2 separate regions of the Homo sapiens genome follow, and region 2 is linked to region 1. The links are chromatin loops, found by intact Hi-C in ENCODE. Cell type or tissue: A673. All regions are shown on one strand. Each heading gives the region's core, and the rest is flanking DNA. Links, peaks and the distances in the headings are about the cores only. Region 1 overlaps SESN1 (sestrin 1). Region 2 has its middle 10 kb from the start of OSTM1-AS1.

Evidence for each region. A loop is a pair of places that touch in the nucleus more often than their neighbours do. Peaks named below come from ENCODE experiments on the same cell type or tissue, not always from the same donor. Only the 100,000 strongest peaks of a DNase experiment are listed, where the experiment ranks them.
Region 2: a loop joins it to region 1, with 3 times the contacts of the local background. A loop is called at or near these places in 4 of 110 quality-filtered maps.

What each region holds. Positions count from the first base shown.
Region 1 is chr6:109,072,387-109,075,308 of GRCh38, reverse strand. The region is part of intron 1 of SESN1 (sestrin 1); the gene reads left to right. Among named protein-coding and RNA genes, the nearest start is that of SESN1, 21 kb to the left of the region's middle. In A673, for the core only: CTCF peaks have their summits at 1,554 and 1,755 (motif pointing right); a DNase peak (open chromatin) is centred at 1,778.
Region 2 is chr6:108,112,104-108,115,025 of GRCh38, reverse strand. No RefSeq gene overlaps it. Among named protein-coding and RNA genes, the nearest start is that of OSTM1-AS1, 10 kb to the left of the region's middle. In A673, for the core only: CTCF peaks have their summits at 1,185 and 1,384 (motif pointing left); a DNase peak (open chromatin) is centred at 1,375; H3K4me3 peaks cover 1,209 bases; H3K27me3 peaks cover 2,206 bases.

The sequences.
Region 1 (2,922 bases), core at 324-2,823:
ACCAGGAGGATCATTAGGAACCATTTTAAAAGCCATTGGGAACCATTACCCTAACAACCTATCTCCTGAAGCTAGGAGTTAGGAAAAGAGTCCTTCCTGCATACTATGAAGAGAGCTGTGATTTAGGGTATATGCTTAGAAACCTGATTAATGTCAGAATAGAGTGTGCTTCAGCTAGTGATAGTATGAGTCCAGTCTCGACTTCTTCCTACCTTTGCAACCATTCTCCAGATAAAGGAGCCTCACACCAGCCTGAACAATAGATGCTCTACCCCAGTGCCTGCCCCCTCACTAGGTGGGGCTCACCATGCCTCAGTGGGAGAGGCCTGCCTGGCTCTAGCAGCTTCTTCATCTTCCTCGTTCTTCCTTTCCTCCATGACTCTTGTCAACCATTATTCCTATGCAACTTTAGGAAATGTTTTACTTCCCATTCTTGGTACTAAAAGCAAAACAGCATTTGTCCAAAAGGTAGGAAATGGCAGTCAGCTTTCTTTTCATCATTTGATACTTCTCTAGTGAGCTGTGAGTCAAATCTCTTCTGTGTCTATGATTTGAGGGGAAAGAGAATTAAAAGCAAATCCCAAAACTTTAATGAGCATTGTCAAATGAATAAGGAGTGAGATTAAATATTAAGCAAACCCAAATTTTATTCAGATCACCCAAAGTCAAGTTGGTGTACTTTACTATCAATTTTGTGTTATTTATAAGGAACAGATGAAATAATTTTGTCTTTTTTCACTTTATAAACCATAATTCTTATGTATTTTGGCTATTGTAGAGCTACCCACAAATGATTACATAATTTATAGCAATTTATTTTAAAAATTTAACCCACTGAATACAATGTTGAGATGAGAGCTTTTCAATGACAGAGAAAGCTCTTGATTTTAGTAGAGAAACAAATTATCAATATTTATAATTTTCTCATTTCATTTTTAGCATCTTGGCCAAATGTTTTATTAAAATTAAACTATTTTTAATGTATATTTTAAATCTAGAAGGTATATACATATATACACACATATATACAGTTATGTGTTGCTTAATGACAGATATATTCTGAGAAATGCATTGTTAGGCAATTACATAATTGTGCAAACATCATAGAATGTACTTACACAAACATAGATGGTATAGCCTACTACATATCTAGGCTATTGCTCTTAGGCTACAAACCTCGATAGCACATTACTGTAATGAATAGGCAATTGTAACACAATGGTATTTGTGTTATCTAAACATAGAAAAGGCACAGTAAAAATGTTGCATGATAATTTTATGGGATGACCATAGTATATATGGTCCATTGTTGACCAAAATGTTATTATGTGACACGTGACTGTATGTCCCAATACTAATAGCGGTTATCTCTCTTGGCAGTGGTTTATGCTTTTCTTAATTTTTCCAAGATTTCTATAATGAGTTAATCTATTATAATGAGACCAAACACATGTCATTAAAAAGAAAATAAGTCAAAACACCACTTTCTATTCATAGAAGAGTGGCTTTTAAGGTAAGTAGAACTTCAGTAAACTGTACTCTCTGAAATGTCTCTTCTAATATGGTATATACCAACTTTTAAAGCTGAGATTTTTATTTAGAAATAACTTTCTTTCAAACACCTTGGCTGTTAATGAAGAATATTTTTTCCTAATGAGTTTTGCATTTGTGGGTTTTTTCCCCTTTGTGTTTACACTGAATAAAAATTTACTCCTAATTCTCAGCTTTTAGCTTTTATGAGCGCTAGATGGCACTCTTGCTCAACCAAAATCTAGTTTGTTGCCCATATTTTGGTGCTGTGGGTCTTAGGAGAAGACGGGTTTGCAATGTCACAACACTTATGTTTTTAAAGGGGGGTTGGGGAAAAGAGACCAAAGTTTCCAAGTTTAAATAGCCGAGCTTAACTGATTTAGTGTTTCCATCTATTGAGAAAATAACCATATAATAACAACGATAACAGTCATTCATTTCACAAATATTTTTTGAGCACCTACCATCTTTAGTACTGTTCTAGGTACTCATATGCACTAAAGGGAAAAATAGATAAAAATCACTACCCTCGTAGAGCTTACATTCAAATGCTTGGATTTTTTTTTGCAGGTGCCACTTTAAACTCTGTACATGCATTCACCCATTTAATAGGAGGCTGAGACACAAAGAGGTTATCTAATTTGCCCCTGTTCACCTAGCTAGTGCAGATGGCAGAGCAAGGATTCAAACTCAGACATTTGGTCTCCAGAGTTTATTTTGTTAATTTCAATACTATACTGCCTCTTGAAACTAAAAAAACAAACAAAAAAACACTTTATTTTTTATTCTATTGAATGCAAATAATAAAAATTTACCTATTTATAATTTTTTCTAAATCTGCTTAATTCAAATATCTTTGCCATTTTATTAAAAAAAAAATTGACTAGATAAAATGTCTGTATTTTTTGGTGATTCCGTAGTCAACTATCGTGTTGCCTTAGCTCTCTTTCAAGTCACAAACACAGCTGGCCTTAAGTATTTATTTAAGCATCTTTATATTCCTGTTTACTTTAAACTCCTTGAATTAGCCATGCAATAATTTGGGTATGTTGTATTAAGAGCTCTACCACATTATGGTTCAGTCATTGTATAATTAAACATGAGGCATCAAGAATCAAAAGTTACTGTTTTACTTGCCTGCTCTCTCCATTGTGTCATTTTACATTTTAGTAGTACTGTGTTTTGTTTATTAAAAAAAGTAAAATCAACAATATACTATGAAGCTGAAAAATGATACAGAAGCCTAAATCATTTCTTAGTCTAGAGATGCATTTCATGGTTTTTAGAGGGCAGAAGGAACAAATTTACCTTTCTCTAAAAACATGCGACTTGGGGAAATTATATGTGACTTAGGGAAATTATGCTTGTGTTTCTCAAGGACTGGAGTTATAT
Region 2 (2,922 bases), core at 151-2,650, 960 kb after region 1:
GCTGAGCGGGTACCGGCAACCAGCAACCCGCCGACGCAAAGGCGAGAGGCTGCGTGCGCGCTGGGAGCGGAAGGGGCTGGAACGCAGACTCAAGTCCTTGCCAAGGCCGCGGTCGATCCGTGGAAAGAGAAGTTGGAAATCGCAGGCAGGCTAAGCCTTTTTTTTTTTTTTAATGACACGTGGGGGGAAGGGCTGAATGTATGAAAATCATGTAAAATTTCTGTTCTTAGCAACATCCTTGTTATTAGGAATGATGACTAAACCGCCAGGATTATTCTGGACTGTAAGTTATCAAGAGCCCACTAATTTCACATTAAAGCCCATTGACTGCAACGGCGTGATTGAAGGGTTTTTAACAATTAACATAATCAGAAAATGAGCTGAGATAATTTTTATTCAACTCATTACTTTTTAATCATGTATTTCTTTTAATTAATATCTTCTCCGTGAACATAACACAAAGCGGAGCCCCAGTGCTGGCCCAAGCCAGCCTGCGGGACTGAATTTGACACAGCCAAACATTTCACCAGCAGCATTCATTGCATCTCTATTGTGGTGTGGGCGAAATAGAAAAATCTTGTCCAAAAGTCACCATGTTGTTTTGAAACACAATTTTAAAAACAGGGGAGGGCGTTGGGAGCGCACAAGCCATACGCTTTCAATTCGACTTGACTTTCATATTTGGGCGCCTCTCTTGGTTTGCAGCCAGAGGGACATAAATGGGAAGAAACAGAAGAAGAGGAAGAAAAGGCTTTTGGAGATGAATGTCCCATCCTGGCTTCGCAGGCGAGTGGGCTTTGGTTGTTTGCGCCTAGTACACTGGCTGGCTGGTGGGACAGCTGGAGGCACAGACCTCGGCCTTTGAGTCTTGGCCCCGCGGACAAACCTGGCCTAGACCGTCAGGGCTGAGACGCTCAGGCCCGTCCACCACCACCACCACGCCACCTCCTGGGCTCTGACCCAAGCAGGCGAAGTCCCTCGGCTCCCCAAGCCCGCCTGGAAGTGGGCGGTGATTGCGGGACCCTCTTTGGGCAGGATTCTGGATTACCGCTGCCGTGCGCACTACCTAGGCATTTGCATTGCAGCCTGGATGCCGTGACCTTGCCTGTCCCCCAGCACTTCCTAGTATTCCCAACCCGGGAGACTTGCTCCTATTCAAATGCCTCACATGTGGTGGAGAACGAGCATTTATCTGTGGCACAGGGGGTTCCAGCCTCCCCCATGGAGTGTCCAGTCTCCACTCGGGCGACTCCGACCCCGAGGCGCATCTCGCCCTTGGGCTGACCACGGCATCTCCCACACCTCCCAAAAAAGGCTGTTTCTGGACTAAGATCTCTGGCAGTAGGGGAGCCGCATCAGTCTCGGAAAAAAGAAACAAAGCCGACCCCTGGTGGAAGAAAACGAAAGTTTAAGAATATAAGGTTTGAGGGAATCGCATGCTTAAACTTCTGTACAAGAAAGAGTGGGGAAGAAAGAGGGAGTAGAGGGGAAGGAAAGGATAAATAACGAAAAGGAAAATTGGAAGACAGAGAACAGGAGAGGCTATATAGCAGATGGAATTCAGGTGGAGAAAGCTGGGAGGAATGAGGCTCAGAGAGACTGACCTTTTATGCCTTGATCAAGCTTGTTTCCTTAATCCTTGTGGCCTGGCCAGTGTCAGGGGTCAGGCAAGGACACCTAATTTTCAATTTCTCTCCAGTGTAAGTCTGGAAGTTCTGTGATTACAGAGGGCAGATCGAGGTTTCTGTTGGACATTGCAACTACTGTCTGCCTGCCCTAGAGAGCATCCAGAATCTTTCTTCTCTTTTTTCCAAACAAACCTCTACCTCCCATCTTGACCTCTCAGTCTTCTACAGGTGATGGCAACTAAGACAAAACTCCAATCTATAATGGCTAGAATACAAGCCCCAATCCTCTCTGGTATTTATCTGTTATTCAATTTTAGCAGGGAACATCTGGGGCACAGGTTGGAGCCCAAGGGATAGAGGAATTTCAGACACTAGAGCAAAACAGTGAAGGAAGGGCTGGGTGCAGTGGCTTATACCTGTAATCCCAACACTCTGGGAAGCCAAGGCGGGTGGGTCACCTGAGGTCAAGAGTTTGAGACCAACCTGGCCAACATGGTGAAACCCTGTCTCTGCTAAAAATACAAAAAAGAAAAAAAAAGTTAGCTAAATTAGCTGGGCGTGGTGGCAAGCACCTGTAGTCCCAGCTACTTGGGAGGCTGAGGCGGGAGAATCTCTTGAACCCAGGAAGTGGAGGCTGCAGTGAGCTGAGATGCACCACGGCATTCCAACCTGGGTGACAGAGTGACACTCCATCTCAAAAAAACAAAACAAAACAAAAACAAGGAAGAACCACTGTCCTGAAGCCTCTGCTGATGTCCAGAGCCAAGCAGTTAAAAAGAAAAAAGGAAAGAAAAAGTGACATCAGAGATAAGATCTCACTGGTGAGCGTATCACTGTCTACCTGGAGTGAGCACTTTGGGTTAATCAAGGAAGAGCAAAGGTGGCATTAGTGTGGCTGAGCTCCTTCTAAAGCCTCTCTTGAATCCACAATCACTATGTGCCTCCGTGTTTGCTCCCTCATCTTTCTACCTTCTCTCCCATACTCTCCTATGTGTACTGATATTCCACAGGGACTTCTTTCAAACCTCCTATTTCTTCTGCATCCATGTCAAGCCACAAGCATTTTCTTTTCTTGGAAACCACCCTAATCCATTCATTTATTGGAGGCTTACCCATCTTTAAGGTAAAGCTCAAATGCCACTCTTCCAAAAACGACTTCCTTGTCATTTCTTCCACCTTTAAACTCTCCTCATATCATAACTAACTTTTCCTTCAATTTTCTTCTTATATCATAACTACCTCATAAGGCAGTTAATTGTATACATCTTTTATTTTTTCTACTAGTTTGTAAGTA